2 separate regions of the Mus musculus genome follow, and region 1 is linked to region 2. The links are chromatin loops, found by intact Hi-C in ENCODE. Cell type or tissue: gastrocnemius. All regions are shown on one strand. Each heading gives the region's core, and the rest is flanking DNA. Links, peaks and the distances in the headings are about the cores only.

Region 1 (10,686 bases), core at 3,532-8,531, 50 kb before region 2:
TAATTAAAAACTATAAAATTTGGTGGCTAGAGATCTGTCTGCAGTTAATAGCATGTGATGCTCTGTTCTGAGGACCAGAGTTTATATCCTAGCACCCATGTCAAGTGACTCAAAAATTCCTGTAACTCTATCTAAGAGATCCAAAGTCCCCTTCTGGCTGATGTAATCATACACTCATGCAGACACACATGTAGACACATGACACAAATACACACATAGACACAGACTCACTCATAAACACACACAGACACATATACAGACACATACACATACAGACACAGATACACACACAAACAGACATACACAAATAGACACACAGACATACACATAGACATAGAGATACACAAAGACACATATACAGACCCAGACACACACCAAAACAGACACACACACAAAAACACCACACAAATAGACATAGAGACACACAGAGACACACATACAGTCCCAGATACACACCAACAAAGACACACACATAAATATACAGACACACAGAGAAACATACAGAAACACGTAAACAAATAGACGCACACACAAGTCATATTAAAGCTATTACTTTTCCAGAAAGTTTACAGAGTTTTTACTTTTAATTTTCTGCTCTTTCAGTAGTCACATGCCATAAACATAATCATGCTAAGTGATTCAAAAGGGAATGGGGAAATATAAGAATCTTTGACTTTGCTCTATGAGTTTCTTGAGACTGGAAAGAAATCAAAATCAAGGAGTGTGTGTGTGTGTACAAGTATGCATACATATATATATATATGAAATTTATATACATTTTCATATATGTAATGAAAAATTTAAGATGGTAAAGTAATATTTAATATACTCTTTGGTAGAATTAGCCTTGTGAACCAACTAAAACCAAAAAGAAATGAGTGATTTATGCAGGGCATCTCTTGCAGAACAGAGCTAGTTTATAAATAGAAGGCTCTGGTGGGGAGATATACTATTTCTTAGGCTAAACTCAAAAGGTGCAGACTCCTGATGTATTTAGATAACCAGGGTCACTTGAGCCTTTATTGCAAAATGATGTGCTGAAGACTTTTCCTGTTCAAAGGAAAGAGCAGTGACCAGCTAACCATAAAAAGAAATGACTAGAAAGATGAAGCCATGGTCAGAGGGGGGTAAAACAACTCTAGGGACCGGAAAAATTAAAAGTAACAAACAAAAGCGCAAAGGAATAAGTGAGGAACTGGTTCCATGTGTCTCTGGAATCCAGAAGTAGGCAGAGCAGCTGGAACTTTCAGAGTATCTGTGCAAAGAGTGACTTCCTGCGTGAAAGAAAGACTTGCAGCCTGGTATCAAGAATGCACAATTTTTACTTACACTGGGAAAAAAATCCCTCCTACACACATATCCAGGACAAGACAGGCAGCAAAGGACAAGCTGCCATGGATGACTACTAAGGAACTGGAATAGATACGCCAATCCTAATAGGCTACTTAATTTCCTATCCTCAAGATGTGAAATGCTGCTGGAAATAGGGGCATGTCACGTCACTAAACCGGAGTCAGGTTCCATATTAATTATACCATCAGGTGGCATGAGAGAAGTTAGCATGACTAACCATAACCCAGGTAGGCAGAATTCATTAAAATATGGCTGAACTTCGTGAAAACCACCACCAGTGTGTGTGTATGTGTGTGTGTGTGTGTGTGTGTGTGTGATAATAGGACCAGCAGATAACAGTGACAGTCACTTGACACAGCATTCCCTTTGTGTTATCTAAGCATAACTCACAATGATAGGGATACACATACACTACAGTGTGGGGGAGACAGAGAAAAACAGAGACAGAGAGAGACAGAGAGAGAGACAGAGAAAAAAGACAGAGACAGACTGAGACAGACAGAAAGACATGAGACAGAGGCACAGAGAGACAGAGAGACAGAAACAAAGGCAAGAGACACAGAGAGAGACAGGGACACGGAGAGACAGAAACAAAGACAGAGACTGAGAGACAAAACAAAGACAGAGACAGAGACACAGAGAGAGACAGGTGGGTAGAGAGACAGAGAGTGAGACAGAGACAGTGACACACAGAGAGAGAGAGAGAGAGAGAGAGAGAGAGAGAGAGAGAGAGAGAGAGAGAGAGAACAGAGACAAACACTCCTCCCCTAGCAGGAGGAAGAAAACTCATATTTTTCCAGTATTATTTTCTTCCTGTTACACTGATATCCACTTGTGTTATCATCTATCATGAGTCAATCCTTTAAAATTGAGCCTTAAAAAATGATAAAATGAATTCCTGAAATGAGAGACTGAGTGGAAATAAAATCTAAAGCTTTTATTTAAATTGCTAACATTTCTGTGAAACACAGTCACTTAATACCATTGACTTCTAGCAAATGTATCATTAAAATTATAATTCTATAGTAGATGATTTAAGATTTTCACAAAATAGAAGAACATGTGTAATATTTATAATTATGCCAAATCTCATGAGCTTATGAAATAAATTAGTCATCAGTCTAGATTACCACACTTACACCCTTATAGCCCCAAATGTTATGAATGTCTAAATTTACATCATGGTAATGGATGTGGGGATGTTCTAGTTAGCTATCCTGCTAGTCAGTAATCCTGCTCCTGTGTGCAAGTAATATTTATAGTTAAGTAACATTGTATAAGTGTCTTCTAAGGCAAGAATATTCTTCAAGGTACAATCTGCATACTTTAATAACAAAGCTTGAAGTAAATGATAGAAGTCATGTAGATTTAAAAAGAATGAATATAATAATTTCTTGACTGATTATTTTTATGTTTGTCAGTGAAGATCCCTAAACTCATGTGCTATTTAGTTATATGTACACTCTATAGTATAAATGTGCTATACAATATGTATACATAATTGTGTATATAATTCTATGTTTGGGTCAAAATAAATTTATAAAATTATTTTGATACTACTTCATATTTTGATTTTGCTACTGTTGTGAATCATAATGTAAATATCCAAAATGCAGGATATGTGATAAGTGACCCCTATGAAAGGATCATCTGGGTCCCAAAGGGGTTGTGAGCCCTCTGTTAATAACCACTGGTCTAGAAATGGGAGAGGATTGAGGAGATGGTGCAGGTGTAACATGCATGTTACTAAGCAACAGGACCTGAGTTCAGTTCAGATCCTCAGCACCCAGGCAAGGGTGCTGGGCACAGCAGAGCATGTCTGTAACCTAGCACTAAGGAGGCAGAAATAGGCGGATCCCTAGCTAACCCGGTTCATTGGGAAAGGCAGTCTTACAATATAAGACAGGGAATAACTAAGAAAAACAATACACACACACACACACACACACACACACACACACACACACACACACGATGGGGAGGATCTCACACATCCATGGTCTGGACCACAAGATGTTTCACACTCATTCTATATGCTAATTTCTTTCTGAATTGTGAATATGATGATATGTTCCTGAATTATTAGTGATTAGAAAAGTGTGCTGTAAATTCATTTGCACAGTTCTAGTAATAATGCTGAAGACATCTTTCAGTTTTATGTCCAATTCTTCTGTCTAGGAAGTGGAGTTACCCAAGCTAGAAACAAACTTGGATATGCCCAAAATCCTTGACTATTTTCACTAGCTTCTCATTTTTTGATCTTTGCTAAGATGACTAAAAATTAGTTTTATTTTATATGAGTACCACTTCAAAAAACAACTTACAGTTTTATATGTGTATGTGCATGCATGCTTGTCTATGTGTGTGTGTATGTGCGTGCATGCGTGTGTATATGTGTGTGTCTGTGTCTGTGTCTGTGTGAGTGTCTATGTGTACGTGTGCCCTAAAGGCTTAATTACAAGGAGACTGGTGCTATGTTTGGCAGTCTCTAAAGGAATTTAACACCAGATCGCTGAAAATGGCAGAGAAATCTAAACCGCTGCCCTTTAGCTGATTCTCTATTTCCTTTCACACATTTGAAGATGAGACATCCTTCTAAAGACCTCAGGAATACATCTAGTGCTCTTATGATCCATTAAACCCATATGACTAAACAATACAAAACAGAGACAACCAGGGATTCCACAGAAGGCTTTGCGTCTACAAGTTCAGGATGAAAGTTCAGGATAGATCAGCACAGTGAGATTCCAGTACTAAATAGGAATCAACCAAGTGCAAATAGGGACAGTGTTGCATTGCTGAGCACACATGAAGTGGTTAGGTTTGTCATCAGCCTTGTGGTCCTGGTACCGTGGTTTAGAATAATCATGCTTGGCATCCTGGATACATCTACTCTGCATTTATTATAAGATGCAAAGGACTGAACTGACTGCTAGATACTTCTTCACAGTAGGCTAGGTGGAGTAGGGCTCTCTTTAGGCAACTATGGTGACCCCTCTCATACTAGCTTCCTCAAATCTCTCCCTTCCTAATGCCAGCTTTAGTCATTAGCTCTTTGACTGGAAGCCTGCCCCGCCTTCCTGGAGGCCTGTTATTCGGGGCATCGAATTGAGCCACCAGGCAGTGGGTTCTTCTATGTTCTATGCTCTCAGACGTTTTTGGTTTTTTGGGGTTTTTTTTTTTTTTTTGCAACTGGGGTACAAATTGAAACCACCAAAGCAGTGAATTTATGTGCAGTGGGAAGGAGATGTAGAGAAAATAAACCGCAAAGCCCAGCTCCAGCCTGCTGTGCCAAGAGTCACTCGGTCATATTTTCTCTTCAGTGCCACTTCCAGCTTTGCCCCCCCCCCCAATTTTTAATCATAGATATCTCATTACCAAATCAAATTTCCCCAGAGCCTTCTATAAAATCACTCATTTTAAGGACCACCCAATAAGACCAAGGTGTACTGTATAGACTGTCAGTACCAATGAGAAGAAAACGGCAAAGAAAACCCTCGAGATGATGTAGATCACTCAAGCACTGTTGTCTTATGACTCCAAATTATCTTCCTGCTCACCTGTCTCAGGTTCTGTGGCTGCTTTCCAGCAGATGAGCAGAGATCAGAAAAGGTGGAGTCTCTGAAGTCCCCAGAACAGGTTTGCATGAGCCTTCCTGACTTTTATGAGTTTAGCTTCTCTTATTAAGGATTAGATATCCTCCCACACTCAAGTTACTGGAGGACCTAAGGGCTGCTGCATCTTCTATCTCATTGGGCTTTAAGGCCCTTATTATTTATTATTATTGTTGTTGTTGTTTTTGTTTGGTTGGTTGGTTTTGGTTTTGCAACTATTAGTTTGAATTTGCCACATTTCTTCCAGGAAAATAATTTTCTTTGAGTTGGTAGCAATTTAAACTGCAACATGATAATTCACAAAAAACGCAAAACAAAACAAAACAAAACAAAACAAACAAAAAACTTCCTTTGGAAATATAGACTGAGAGAATCAATGATAAAATATAGATTTTTACATTAATGTAATATATCAATATAAAGACAATTCTCTGATGTCTGATGTTCTGGGAAATGTAGAAAAATCAATGGAGTAGTTATAAATAAGAATTCAACATCATTCAATACTGCATTTTGTGTCATTTTTAGCTATATTTTCTTCCAAATAGTCATAATTTGAGTAATTGTGGTTTTAGACATTTTGAATCATTACCATTTTATCTGCCTTTTACTTAAAATAGCACAGCACTATTTATTTTTAACAGAATTCCCAAATGAAGTCCACTGGCTGGCTGTGAGTGAAAGTGACTGAGCAGGCCAGCATTGGGGATGGAGATGGTGGCACTTGGCAAACACCCGCTTTCCCTATGAGACATGGGACAGTGCATTTGGATAATGATTTCTGTTTCTAGGCCAGAGAAAGGCTTCCTCTTTTCCCCAACAGGTTGCCAACACTGCCAGTGACTTACTGAACCTTCCTTGAGATCTTCATAAAGCGTAATCACTTTCCATTTCTAGAGAAGATAACATACAAGCAAATTCACAAATACTTTTTATTTATTATACATTTTATTTCTTGTCATGAATTTCCAGGTTAAACTTCTAATCTCTATTTCTAAATTTGAATTGATGAACAATTTTGGGGGCTACAACTCATAAATAGAATCTATATGCACACCTACATGTATGTGACCACACACATACATACCCTCCATATACACATGAAAACAGAGAAAAGATACCTCATAGGTAGCATGATGCTTTTAAGATTTATGAAGAAGAGGCAGGACAAAGTGTACAAAGTTTCAATTGTGTAGATTAAATGACTCTAAAAAAAAAAACCCTAAAGTACAGCATGAGAAAATGGTTAATATTGCTATATTGGTAGATTACCCCAAAAAGATTTTTGGTGATTCTCCAAAAGGAGACAGAGAAAGAGGATGAAGGAAAGGAAAGAAGATAGATGCAGAGGGAAAAAAAATCAATGATCAGAATTCTCTTTTAAGAAATTATCATAAGAAGTAGATGGTCACTGGCCCGCAGAAGCCATCCAGTTAGGATATGATGGCAGTACTCAGGCAATGGGTGATGAACCCGTGATGAATCACTGAACCAGGCTGGAGAAACATTTATGAGGAAGAACCGCCAAGCTTTGCCTACTGACTGGATGGGTGGGGATACAGGGACCAGCAACAAAAGACAGAGCTTAAAGATCACATCCAGTATCTGGATCCGATTTTGAGTTTTCATAAAATTGTTGGGTTTGAGGTGATTGTTGATTATAGAAGTGGAGAAAATCCAGAAACAGCCATGCCCAGGACTGAAAGCCAAGAGGAAGACAGAATGAGAAGATAGAGCTAAGACAAAGGATGAGAGGTAGAAAAAAAAGGGCTTGGTGGGAAACCTGCTTGCATAACCACACAGTTTAAGGGAAGGCTAAAAAAGAGCTGGGCCCATAAAGGGACAAGAGTACCCACCAGGGAGACTGGCAGCTTCACTATTGACCCACATGGAGAGTCATTCCCCAGAGTACACCTGAATCTGCTTGGGGCCAGCACTCTCTTTCTGAATATGTGGTACATGCTCAAAGCTTCTATGTGGCATCTGCCATCTACACGGATCATTTATATATCATACCTGGCCTTGTATGTGATAAAAAATATGGGTGCCCCTACCAATGCTCAGACATTGTAGTATGTTAATCAAATGCTTTAGCCTGTCTTCCTGCTTACTTTACATTTCAGCACATCACAGCCATGCTTCGGATCTTTGGAGCAAGCTTGGCAGAAGGTCATGGGTGTCATAAGACTCCTTGGAAATCAGTTCTTGCTAAATAAAATGTTAGCGGTTCAAGAAAAATAATTTAAGAACAGATGGACCAAATTTACTTCCACACACATGAATCTGAACATAAAGTGGTTGACCAAACACATCTCACATTCCTCCAAGTCTAACTCTATGAATATTAAATTGAAAGAAAAGTGCTGAGCAGTGTGTTCTGCTTTTCTGGTACTTGGCCATTGTCCTTAACACTCATTTTCTTTTCACATTTTTGTCTATTGTCCTGTGTTGCCTACACACTTTTAAGGTCAAAGAAAATGTCTTAATATAAATATAAAAATTTTTATTTTCATTTTTTAAAAAATTATTTCTTGTCACTTATACCTTTCAACCTGCTCCAGATTTTTATAATGGCTAAAATTAAACATTTGAAAACAAAACAAAACAACCTTTTGATTTATCTCCAGTTAACAGGGTCGATGCCCCTACTTCTTCTTCAGTTCATATTTTCCAGTTCCTCAGCATTGTTGATGTGACTTGTCATTTGCCTCATTTGACATTGTGACACCCCATCTTAAAAGCTAGTATGAACTAAGGTTCTCAGGAGAAAAAGGCATACCTATTTTAAAGATTCCACAAAGCTCAGAATTCTGGAATTGTAGAGCCAAATGTTGCAGATCCAGAACAAAATAATGTAGAGATTTCTTCAGTCTTACTAATAGCTATTCACTGCTTCACTAAGCTTCTCTCTGTTGGCCCTAATACCCCATCATGTGGAACTTTTTGAACTGTATTAACAAATCTAGCTCTTCTATCACTGCAAAGGCCAAGGCTGCCATCACACAGCATCTGAAACCTATAGCAGAAATTTCCCGCTGTGTTGTAACCCATCTACCTGATGTTATGATCCACAGATTGAAACATTCCTTTATTTATGACTTTTTTCCTGCCCTATAACTATAAAACTGTTTCCACATTAAAATGTGGTATTTGGGCAATCTTAAAGAGCCATGTTCCAAGAGCAGGCATGATCACTCGTGTTTGGCTCAGGAGTAAAATATCTCCTTTTGCTTTTGGGATAAGAGTTGTTTTGCAATGACACTGAGAACTAAATACATTCCATATCAAGGTACAGGCATTATAATTCTGTTATTTAAGTAAAAGAACCCATGCGCTTGTTCATGGCAAACTCATGCATCTTTCCTTTCTTCTGAGAGAACCCTGCCTCTAAAAGAACCACATACAGGCAGAGTGAATTCTCCTAGGACGATCTGTAGCCAACAGAGGACTGGAGCCAATAGACGAGATCTTTAAGCACCTGCTCTTAAAAAGGAAGCCAGTCAATGTGATGACCACCCTCCATTTCTTCAGTTCAATAACTCCAGTACGACATCCTGTATGCTTCTCATATCCTCTCAGCATAATAAAGCCTTCATTCAACACCAATGAAATCGCTAGTGTCTTTCTCTTCTCTGTCTTGCTCTCTCTTGCTTTTTAGGATTACACCCCAAATAAACCACTTTCACACAATCACTCTTTCCAGGCCATCATTCCAGATACTTCAAAGCTAATCACTTGCACTGCAGATTTGACCTGTGCCCTGGAATAGTATATGTTTGAATTTCATCAAACCATTGTCAAGAATTGGTCAGTTCTACTGATATTCCAATTTTAAAATAATGAATACTTTTATTCTAGTTCTACAAGTCCTTTATAATGGATATTGTTAACTAGTCCAAATAGCACAGTTGAACATGGGCATAGGTACTGAGCATTGCATCCTGTGCTCCTGATGAGTAGGAGACCAGAAGGCATAAGAATAGTAGAGGAAAAAAACATCTTGGCTCAGACCACCAGAAATCCATAATTGGAAAATATGGAACAAGACCGACAAAAAACCACACATCGCATGAAAAGAACACACTGTCAACTAAACTCTACGTACTACAAAATTACCATAGACCTAGCACACTTAACCAGGTATGACCAGAAAATGGGCTCAACTGTAACGAGATCCAGTTCCTGGGAGAATGGAGGACAGGTATAACACAGTGCAGAACATGCTTAGTCAGCTTATTGGTCTGCATGGCTCTGTTGTTGCCCTGGAAGGCTGAGTCAGAGGCCTTTCCCATTCAGCCAGGGCAGTCAACTGTTCCTTTCATTCCCTGGGATTAGCTCTCACCTTTGTGTATTCAGCCTTAGGCAGTTAAACTAATTACCTGATCTTCTTCCCTTGCATATTATTTTCTAGGTTTTCAGCCTATGTAAATGAATGATGAGTTTTCACTTTGCTCCTGAGTCTGTCTAAATCTACCTTTCCAGGTTTGAATCATCAACAAGAATTAAAGTTTGAAATTTAAAAACAAAAACAAAAACAAAACCAACCAAACAACAACAACAACAACCCAAAAAAACAAAAACCCTCTGTAACCGGGCAAGGCTTCCACTGGAAATCCACACAAATCCAGCCACAGAACCTTCAACCTGTTTGTCTTGTCTGCAAGATGGGCTTGAGTAAAGGTGGCACCACTAAAGATGTGCTTGTGGGAGTGGCCAACAAATGACTGGCCTAGCTTGTGACCCAGACCACAAGAGGAAGCCCATGCTTGACATTCCCTGGAGGACCAGAAACCAGAGGCTGGATATCCCAGCCTAAAGTCAACAAAATGATTTTGCTATACTTGTAGACCAGAACCTAACTTAATAGCCATCAGAGAGACTTCATCCAGCAACTGATAGGAGCAGATGCAGAGACCCAGAGTCAAACATTAGGTGGAGGTTGGAGAACTTCATGGAAGAGGAGAAGGAATATGGGAACCAGAGGGGTCAAGAACACCAGGACAACATGGTCCACTGAATCAAATAAGCGTGGCTCATAGGGGCTCACAGAGATTGAAGCAACAATCAGGGAATCTGTATGGATTGGACCTAGGTCCTCTGCATCTATGCTATGGTTGTGTGTCTTGGTGCTCTTGTGGGACTCCTAACAGTGGGATAAGGAGCTGTCTCTGACTCTTTTGCCTGCTCTTGTGTCCCTTTCCTCCTCCTGGGTTGCCTCATCAAACCTTAAGAAGAGGTTTGTGCCTAGTCTTATTGTAATTTGTTTATGCCATGTTTGGTTGATATCCCTGGGAGGCCTGTTCTTTGTTGAAGAAAATCAGAAGAGAAGTGAATCTCAGGGAGAGGGGAGGTAGAGGAGAAGGACTGGGAAGAAAGGAAGGAGGGGAAACTGCAGTTGGAGGGTAAAGTATGAGAGAATAACAAATAAGTTCAAATTTTAACAAATCTGGAGAAAAATATTGAAAGGAGAATAAAATATTAAGATGCTTACAGTGGAGTCCTACTGCTCACTTGTGTGGTTAACAACTTGTGAGCTGCAGAATGTATTATAATTCAAAATTATTTTCCATTTTAAAATCACAGTCTTTGTGTGTGATTGCTTCCTCACCCCCAAATTGGGAAAATGGATCAAAGGCATAATAAAACGAGTGAACATATTATGGATTCCTACAGTGAAACCATTCTGGGCTTGGAAACAAACTAAGCTTTCTTCCCCCTA
Region 2 (10,686 bases), core at 2,171-7,170:
GAGACTCAAGGCAAATATGAGCTCCTATAAAATAAAAAGTTGTGTATTTTAAATATACAATGCTACTGTAGATACAGTTCCAGTCCACAAGGAAGAAATAAAAGCATAAAAATGAAGACTAGAAACAAAGTAAGATCAAATTTGTACAATACAAACATTAAATCCAGTAGCTCTATGACCAGTATTTTGGAGGACATGGTGACATCCTCTGAGTTTTAACAAATTTGGAGTCCTCACCCCATTGGTCTTACTGTTTTCAGACAACATAGTCTCTCTTGAGATGTGCCCATTTAGTGCTTTTTTTTTCTGGCAGTTTACATTTTCCCAGCATCTCTATCATCCTGGGGTTTCTTTCTGACACTTCACTGGTAATTGTGGTTTTATGTTTTACTTTAGTCAGGAGAACCACACAGGGAATCCATTTCTGCTACACATTATCTGGCTTCCCAGGATGCTCTTTGGAATCTTTGTACTAGACTCTATGACTCCATGACTCTTGTGTTGTTTCACATGCATGCAAATTGGGTATCTCATGAACAATGCACACGATTGATTCCAGCTTAGTCAGTAGATGGGGTCTTGTGAACGAATACTGTAGCAGCTTCTAAGTGCCTGTGTGGTTAAACATGGAAAAATACCTCCTTCAGGTAGTCTCCTCATAGGCCAGTCTTTTAGATGAACTTGAAGCTTTGAATCCTGTAGCCTGCAACGAGTGATGGCTTCTCATTTCCTGAAATTCCATCAAAGCCTTTTTTTTATTTTTTATTTTTTTATTGTTGCAATGAAAATAACTTGGGGCTTTTTAACAGCAACAGCCTCTATGACAACTGCAGTCCTTTGGCCACAGTGCTGAACCCACCTGTGCTCATTTTCCACATAAACAGCAATATTTATCAATCTCTGCTCCACTTTTGTCCCTGATTATCACTGCATATCTGGCCCAAAGCAGCCAGCTATATCAATTCCACAGCCTGAGAGTTTAGCTGTCTTAAATCTTCTGACAAATTATCAATCCATTCCTTCTTATTTCTGGCTCAGTCACAATTTTAGGATATGCACAGTGCATAAACAAATTATTTGACAAACTCTGGCATGAACGTTTAAGATCTACACCAAGATAGAGTTCCCCCATTTGAAAGATCATTAGTCTGTCTTTAATTGCTTCCATTTCTGTAAGCATTGTCTTCTCTTGAGATCCATCAGAATCAGACATTCAACCCTGTTCACAGCCTTCTCAGATTTCTCTAGCCTGCAAACCCAAGCTCTCTTAGATTTCTTCCACAAGAAAGAGCTACATTGCTTGGTTTGATCAGAGCAATGTCCTCCACATCTATGGCACTAGTATTTTACATCAGTTCCTTTTGTATTGCTATGACCATGATACCAAATAGAAATAACTTAAAAGAGAAAAAAATCTATATTTAGCTCATGGTTTTCAGGGTTCAATCTATCACAGCAAGGAAGGCCTAACAGAGAGGCTCATGCACTGGGTGCATGTTACAGACTGCCCATGCATTCTTGTCAGAGCAGACCAGCAAGCTTGTGGTTTCCTTCTAAATAGCCATTTTTAAAATTCATTTAGTGCTTTGGTACTTTTCTAAGATCTGATAGGAAGTTCAACACATGGTTTCTACTTTTGTTATGTATGCAACTATATAATTTACAAAATTAAAACAGAATCAAAGACAAGGGAATCAAAGTAGTTAGAAGATGAAGTTATCCTTAAGCAACTTCCACTCTACTCAGAAGATACCCTGACAATAACATCATACATCACTAATGACTTCAGGACAGTGAGCCGTATGATAGCAACACTAATAAAGGAGAATTCAGTGACATGGTCTCCTAAAGTTGTTCTCAGCCTTACCTTTTAAATATCTTTCAAAATTAGATGGTAGACAAAACGTTGTTGGAAAAAACAAATGGACAGTGAGTTACTCCTTCAGCTAGTATATTATCTCCAGATAGTTCTTTAAAAAATCCCATCAAACCCCATAAAGAAACAAATGGCCTCCACCACTACACACAAGACTTGTCAAAGCAGTTTTGTAAGTCATTTATAGTCATTGACCTGTTACACCATGTGATTGACGTCTGACACAATATGATAACTATCAAAACTTTGACAGACTTTTAAGCACTTTGGTTAATTTTTTGCAGGTATCTGTAAAAGCATTTCTGGATCTTTCCTTAGACAAGACTGTTTTAAATGATTAAATAAGACAAGAAAATACTGTACTCCTAATAAAGTGAAGAATTTTTAAAATACATGTCACTTTGAGGGGGGGAATGTACAATGTGTACAATGTTGCTTGTATTTTTGAAATCATAATATAATTACATTGTTTTACTAATTTTTTTGTCCCTCCTAACCCTCCCATGTACTCTCCTGTTCTCTTTAAAATTCCTGGCCTCTTTTATTTAATTGTTGCTACATACATCTATTACCCTAAATATTAAATTCAACCCTGATGTCATTCATGTGATTCATCAGATGAACACTATATTTATACTGCATATATGTTTACCTTTTAGAGAAATTATTTTTTATTAGGCCATCTCTGTATAAAGTAGAGAATTGTTTCTGTGCCCTTATTGGCGTAGAAAGGCCTACTTTGTCAATAAAAAGATAACTTGTTTTCTATATAACTCAGAAAATTGTTAACTTCCAATTGATACAAACATCCATCACTTTGTCTTTTTTAATAGTAACTTTTTATTTTTAAGATTTTTTTTGAGACAGGGTTTCTCTGTATAGCTCTGGCTGTCCTGGAACTCACTTTGTAGACCAGGCTGGCCTCGAACTCAGAAATCCACCTGCCTCTGCCTCCCGAGTGCTGGGATTAAAACCATGCCTGGCTATTTTTAAGATTTCAATGACATCAATTTCCCCTCCCTTTCCTCCCAAACCCCTCCCATGCAGCTCCCTTTGCTCTATTTCAAATTCATGACCTTTCTTTTATTGACAATTTATATATATACATACATATATACACATATATACGTATATACACATATACCTAAATATGATTTTCCCAGTCCATATGGTACTTGTATGCATTTAAAAAAATATCATTATAAAGGGTTCTTTTGCCTTACCCAGTTCATTTACATGCACAACTGCCTTGTAAAGTGTTTGTCCTCCCGTTTGCAACTTTACTTAAACACATGAGCACTTTTATAATCACAAAACCATACCAAAAGTCAAGAAAGCCACAGGTTGGGGCTAGAAGGGAGATAAGAAAGGGTAGGACCAGAATACTGTCTAGAATGCATGATATACAGCCATAAAATTGTTAAAGAACTAACTTCATTAATAAAAAAGGAACATTGCTAGCAATGATGGGATATCGATTAATCCAAAAAAGGAAATATTAAATGCATCTGAAAATTCTGAAATTAATGTCAAATGACTAAAACATGGTTTACACTATTTGGTTTCATGTTGTAATTCAGCAGTCTCTGGCTCTGAGTAGACTCTGAAATAGGAGCTCTGCTGGAGCAGATTGTCTGCATTTCCATGCAGTGCCTAGGCTTCTTCACGTCCACACATGATCTTAAGTAATGGAGCATTAAGAAGTAGAATAATTTACTGATTAGCATGAGTCACTTCTAGCAAAAGCAGCTGCCTTCTTCGTAAGAACATGAAACCTGTATTGGATGTCTGAGGACATTTGCCTGTTTCTCATCTAGTTGGCTTGTCAGGATTCTGGTCTGGGCAATAAGTCACAAGTGCTTCTTGATTTATCTCCCAGCCATGTGTTGTCAAGATCCCTAGTGTCATCTCAGAGTTTCTGCTTTAAGATATTTTAAAATATTCATCCCTTTTTTATGGTTTTCCAATCACCTAGTTTTAAAGCAGATAAATTAACATATGACTCATTGTCCTCTTATGCAATATATGCATGAGGTTCTTGGAAGCAAGGCAGTCTCTCAGTAGAAAGACTGTGAAACTTCTGACAGGCCAGAATGTGCTGAGCCTTATTTTCCAAGAATGAGTCATGAGGTGAAAGTGATGATAGGTGTGGGTACTTAAGAAAACGTGATAAGAAAATCAACTGACATTCTTCCTTGGTACTTTGGAGAAAATAAAAATAAAATGTTATTTTCTAGGCGTTTCACAAACCATGTGCTCCTCAGTCACTACTGAACTTTACTTTGAGTAACCAAAGGCCTTTCGCAATGCTATAGTCTTTAGACATCAGTTCTTTGTTTGGAGAATCCTTCCATCCCTCTCGTCCAATGCAACAGCCACCTCTTCTTTTAGTTCTGTGCTCAGCGGCTCCTTCTCCTATGCTGTCATCTCGGAATTCTCCAAGTAGTTTGTTAAGTCGTCTTCTAAGCTTTCACAGGAGTGTGCTCATACATGTTTTAGTTTTTGTTTTTCCCAGTTGAAAAGTAATTTGGGGGCAGGAGCAAAGGCTTAGGCAGTAGAGCACTTGCCTCTCAAACATAAAAGCCTGAGTCTGGATGCCCAGACACCACAGAAAAGGCTGTGCCCAGTGGCGCCCACTTGTGATCCGAGTGTTGGTGATAAGGGCAGGTGAAGATGGACCCTTGGAAATCAATGGTAAGATAATCTAGCATATTTGGCAAAATTTCAGACCACTGAGTAACCCAGTCTCAAACTAAAGATAGAATAAAAACCAAGGTGATTGGCCTCTCACCTCTTCATGACTATGCATACATGTACACACAGGTACCCACACACGTGTGCACCCACATATATGAACATATACACATGAAACTAATTATTAATATTTACTGTTATTGATGGATATACATGGATGTTTACATCCAATCCCAAGAAAGTAAGATGCTAAGCATGTCCTTGTACTGATTACTCGTCTGTCATGACAACATCACCTCTTTCTACATAGCCACTATTGTTTCAATAGAATACTTTGTCTTGGATTCAGTCTGTCCACCAAAATGTACCATTTCATAAGCTTTTAGTAATGGCTCATGGCTAGTAAACTCTCTTAAGCCTGTGCATTTCTAGAATGTTTTTTGCCCTTCTACATGAGTTAGTTCGATTGAATGAAATGCTACAAGTTTCAGAATTTTTGTTTTTTGAACTTTGATAATTCTCTACTGCTAAATAAAATCTAGGACTACTGATTTCATTTCAGAGAAAGCTGTCATGAAAGGTCTGATCTCCTGAGAAACATTCAGTGTATTTTCCCTTAACATTCTCAAATTACGCTAGGGTGTGTATGGATGTGGGTGGCAGTTTTCTATTCAAGCTTCTAAAACACTTTGGATTTTCCCAATATTTTAGATGACTCATTTCATCCTGAACTTTTTCAGTAACCTTGTGGTTTGAGATTGCTATTTATACTTACACTGAGCATGCTCCTCACGCAATATCATTAGAATAGATCTCATCAGATAGATTCTACTCTCTTACTAAGTGAATATACATGTTTGAAAATAGAGGCTGTCCTTGGGTATTTAGGAGCAGGATCAAGTTGAGGAAACTTTTCACACAAATAACTTTATTTAGGGTCTGGATCGCAGGCCCTCCTGGTTGTATGTCAGTTGTTAAGTCAACCCCATTTCAAAGCTGTCCGATCTTGTCCTGAGAACAGGGGGAAGCAGTGCTTCCCTATTTGAGTTCCCTCTTTGCTGTTTGATGACGGCTCATGCTCCCCTTCCTGACTCTCCAGACCCTGCCCACACACGAGGGACTCTCCAAGGGAAGGAATCTCCCATGTATATTAAACAATCCTCTAGGGTTTATCCTAGGCAACCCCTGCTGCCGCCAAATGTTCCTGAACTAGGTATCAAGTGAGGTCCAGAGCGTTGCGGCGAGGGTCTTCTCCTGTCTTCATCATTATGCGCTGTTGTTCTTCACTGCTTCTTTTGAGAAAGGCAGGTTTGACAAAATAGCAACTTCTCCTACAATTCTCTTTTCTAACTCCTCCAAAAAAAGATGGTTCTATCTACAACTTAGCTTCCATTATTATACATCAAAAATTTTGTTCTGCTGAGCTCTTTCTTATTACATATAATTTATATACACATGGCATATATATTCACACACACACACACACAGCTTTTAGACAATGTATTTCTTTCCCTTGGGAAGTCCCTCGTGTGGGCAGGGTCTGGAGAAACAGGAAGTAGAGCCTAAGAGCCTGAGCTGTCTTAGAACAACAAGGAGGGAACGAAAAGGGGAACCACTGATTCCTTGTCTTCAGTACAAGCTTGGACATTGCGTGCGTGCGTGCGTGCGTGCGTGCGTGCATGCGTGCGTGCATGCATGATTGCGTGCATGTGGGTGTGGGTGGGTGGGTGTGGGTGTGTAGTACTAAAATATTTTTATCATAGTAATTCATCTCAACAGGTTTTGAAAGTCCAATAGGACAGACAGAAGGCTAGCATTATCTTGTTGTTAATTCTCACAAATTTATATCAGTGTACATGTCCTCCATAAGAACACAGTAGTTCTATAACTCCCCATTGTCTGATTCAGCAAATGGAGAGAGTGGAAATAGAAACACAAAACTAAAAAAAAAAAATCATAAAGAAGGAATCAAGGGAGAGATAGGTTTGACTTTTCTGTTAATGGAAACCATCAATGGAAACATTTTAGGAGAGGGGTGGATGCTGAGAGTTTGGAACGAATGAGGGATGCGGTAGCTGAAGATCTTTTTGGATGATGTGAAGGTTGATCCTGATGCCTTGCTGAACCTCAGCTCTCCTACTTGGAGGAAAGAATGTCTCCTGTAAAATTATCAGGACCTTTTTTTTTTCTTCTTCATCTTAATTACATGATCTGAATGAAAAATTGGAAATCAATCGAGCCACCTGGTGCCTCCAGACAGGGGCCATGCATGGTTTGTGCTTGTCCTGAAACGGGTGTGACTGGGCCTTGGTGAACTTTGAAAAGGACTGTCCTTTATATTCCTTCCCTGCAATTTATGAGTAGCTCTGTGTGTACATTTTGTCCTGTAGTCCTTAGTTCCTTCTTTATTTCAACCACAATTTCCCTGTGACTTACTTTATTGCTATGTCTATAAATCTCTGATAAGGCATTAAATGATACTAAAAGATTCGCCAGATAAAAACTCCGGTTAAATGTTTCTTGTTAGTTATATACAGATTTTTAGGGCAATATTAATCTTTTATTTTTCAAAAGTCTTTATAAGGAGAAAAGTTACCCCCCCCCCCCAAAAATCATGTAGTTGAATAAATTTGCCATTATAAAGCTAATTTTCATTTAGATTTTTGGAGCCTCAAATGATGGCTTCTAATTATGACTCCATAAATCAAAACCATAATAAACTTACTACCAAGAAACCCAAAGCCTTTAAAAGATAAAAATCAGACTAGTTAAATAATATACCGCATAATCAAATTGGTTTGGAAAGACGGGCACACTGCTCAAATCGTTCTTAAATTACAGGTCCTTGAGTAACAGTCTGTTCCATCCTGCCTGTTATTAGGTCTATAGAAAAATTATACCTATTTTTAAAATTCTATATTTAACCTAAAATGTGGTTTCTTCCCCCCCCCCCCAGTAGACACTAAAATGATCCGTTCTTATTCTTTACATTTATGTATATTAAAATATTTCCATATACTTTTGTCAGGCCACCCCAGTCTTAAATTGGAACCAGAAAGTGCTATGGCAAGACTATCATGATCCAGCTATAACATCGGCGAGGCTCCCCGCACGGCTCCCATGGCCAGAATGGATAGCTGATCTCACTTGCTAGGTGAAGGTCCCTTCTCCATTCCAGTTCTATGCATATTCCTTCCCAAACTGAGCACTCAGTAGTAGAGATTGTGTTTCCACTATAGGAGACGAGTAGTTTTCAGTTGATGGCATCTGAATAGCTATATCCAACCCCTACTCCCCATGTGCAAGCTCCAAAAGAGCTCTTGGGACTAGTTAACCTAATAAAAATCTTAATGGGCATATATAATTCCATAGTACTAAGTTGCATACTACTAAAGTTTGAGTTTTCCAGAACAATTCTTGACGAGTAAGAGTACAAAATGCAAGAGAGATTCTTTTGCTTTGGATCCAGGTGGCTTAAAAGTAAAAGTAAAATTGATCAGTAGAATAAATAAAAGTTAGTTAGATCTCCTTGTGTGTGTGTGTGTGTGTGTGTGTAGGGAAAGAGAGAGAGAGAGAGAGCAGAGAGGAGAGAGGGAGAAGAGAGAGAGGGAAAAGAGAGAGAGGGAGAAGAGAGAGAGGGAGAAGAGAGAGAGGGAGAAGAGAGAGAGGGAAGAGAGAGAGGGGGAGAAGAGAGAGAGTTCTAGATTTAAGGGAAGTTTCTAACAAAAGTTTTCTGAGTGTTGAATTCACATGTAATTTAAGAAACAAACCTAATCATTTCATTAATAATATGGAATAATAATGAAGGTTATAGAATACTGAAATTCTTTAATGCTAGTGGGAGCTAAAATGTTACTATTACTTGAGGAAGCTATAAGACAACACCTGAATAACATGTAAAATAACCAATTCTACTATCAGGTATGTTTGCCCCACCCCCACCCTCACAAGGAATTTAACATTTCTCATCACAGCACAAAACTGGAAACAGGACAAATGTTTATCAGCAATAAACTTGTGAAACAACTGTAAAGGAATATTTACGAGCGGGGAGTGGGGGGGGGGAGCATGGTTTATTACTAAATACCCAAAACAAGAAGAATATATATTGTCTTAGTTACTGTTCAGTTGATATGAGGATATTTCATGACCAAGGCAACTCTTACAAAAGAAAGCATTTAATCGAGGGTGTGTTTATAGTTTCAGAGGGTTAATCAATGAGAATTATGGCAGACAAGCATGGCACTGGAGCAGTAGCTCAGAGCTTTATATCCTGATCCACAGGCAGCAGACAGACAGAAAGAAATTGGACCTCGTGTGGACTTTTGAAAACTCAAAGTTCATTCCCAATGACACACGTTGTCCAACAAGGCTATACCCACTCCAACAAGGACACACCTCATGATCTTTCCCGAACAGTCCACTAATTGGTGACAAAATATTCAAATATGCGAGTCAATGAAGCCGGCCGTGGTGGCGCACACCATTAATCTCAGCACTCAGGAGGCAGAGGAAGGCGGATTTCTGAGTTCGAGGCCAGCCTGGTCTATACATCTCTGTATACATCTGTATACATCTCTGCATACATCTCTGTATACATCTCTGTCTCATCTGTATACATCTGTATACATCTCTGTCTCGAAAAACAAAACAAAACAAAATTAAAAAACCTAGTCAATGGAGGCCATTCTCACTCAAACCAACACATCTTGTATGATCTATTCATAAGAAACTAAAAAGCAGGCAAAGTTGATTGTAATAAGAGCACTAACTACTGTTACCTCTGGTTTTTGGGTTGGATCAAGTTACCACAAAGAGTTCTAAAGTTCTTGAACAGTCTATATCTGTGCTTGTTCTGACCTCACGGGCATCATTCACTCACTGTTCTCCCCGCCAAGTTCATACTAGGACAGTGTATACAGAGAGTGCTCCATCCCCAAGACAGAAAGAGTTTTGCTTAAAATAAAATTCAACTTGATGAACTTCATTGAGAACTAACTGTGGAACGATGAATATTCATCAATTCTCTTTATGGACAGTGAGATGAATGTATTATGATTTAATAGATCAAAGGGACTTGCAATCATCGTGAGGTGGTGGAGAACAGGAGACTTTCTCCATCTCCTTGATGAAACCCAGATGGCTCCATGCATTGAGAGCTTGCTGGATGGGAGCTCACAGTTGGAAAGCATGCTGGTGCCACAGAAGGCTTTCCTTTCTCTGCCTCTTTCCCCCTCACTATCTATTTTAACATTTAACAATATGAACAGCTGGCAGCATGGGCTTCAGAAATAATTACAGAGAATGCGAATAAACATAAAATTATGTAATATTTCACATGGAAATTTCAAAAATAATATACTTCAACTCTATAGCTCACAATTTCAGTTTACTTGTGGTGTCTAACATAGTCTTAAATTGACATTTTACATGATAAATAGTATATTCAGTGGATGGTAATCAAAATTAGCAAAAAAAAACTGTAATGCAAAGAAAATGAGGAAAACCAAAAAAATTCATAAACACAAAACATGCACAGACTAGACAAGCCAAATCCTGTACAATATATGAGGGGTGCCAAGGCGAGCATGCTAGAACTAGAGATCATTATTTTATTTTTTTGTATGTTTGTATGTGTGTGCTCACATGTGTGTATATGTGCCTGTGTGTTTGCATGTGTATGTGTCTTTGTGTGTCTCTATGTATATCTGTGTCTATTTATGTGTATATGTATGCCTGTGTTTGTGTGTATGTATATGTACAGGTTTATTTGTGCCTGTGTGTTTGTGTGCATATGTATCTCTCTGCTCATATTGTCTATGTTTATGTGTGTCTATGTGTGTTTTGTGAGTGTAGAATATGAATTCACAGTGTATGTGACTGTATGTAGTTGCATAGGTCTGTGCCTATTTGCTCACTGAGGCCAGAGGATATTAGGTTTTCTGCTCTACACCTCTCTATATTATTCCTTTGAGACAGAATCCATTACTGAACTGGAGCTGTGCTGATGGCCAGCAAGCCACAGGAATCTTCTTGTCTCTGCTTCACACAGTGCTAGGGTTACAGATACACATGGTTTCTTATGTGGGTGCTGAATCGGAACTGGGGTTCCCATG

Evidence for each region. Hi-C counts contacts between places; a loop is a spot of excess contacts. Peaks named below come from ENCODE experiments on the same cell type or tissue, not always from the same donor. Only the 100,000 strongest peaks of a DNase experiment are listed, where the experiment ranks them.
Region 1: it touches region 2 in a loop (2.2-fold over the local background); 1 of 42 quality-filtered maps calls a loop at or near these places.

What each region holds. Positions count from the first base shown.
Region 1 is chr2:79,742,884-79,753,569 of GRCm38, reverse strand. All of the region lies in intron 2 of Ppp1r1c (protein phosphatase 1, regulatory inhibitor subunit 1C), which reads right to left. Among named protein-coding and RNA genes, the nearest start is that of Ppp1r1c, 40 kb to the right of the region's middle. In gastrocnemius, for the core only: no CTCF peak of the experiment used is centred there; a DNase peak (open chromatin) is centred at 5,700; H3K27ac peaks cover 340 bases.
Region 2 is chr2:79,691,633-79,702,318 of GRCm38, reverse strand. No RefSeq gene overlaps it. Among named protein-coding and RNA genes, the nearest start is that of Ppp1r1c, 11 kb to the left of the region's middle. In gastrocnemius, for the core only: no CTCF peak of the experiment used is centred there; no DNase peak of the experiment used is centred there; H3K27ac peaks cover 1,567 bases.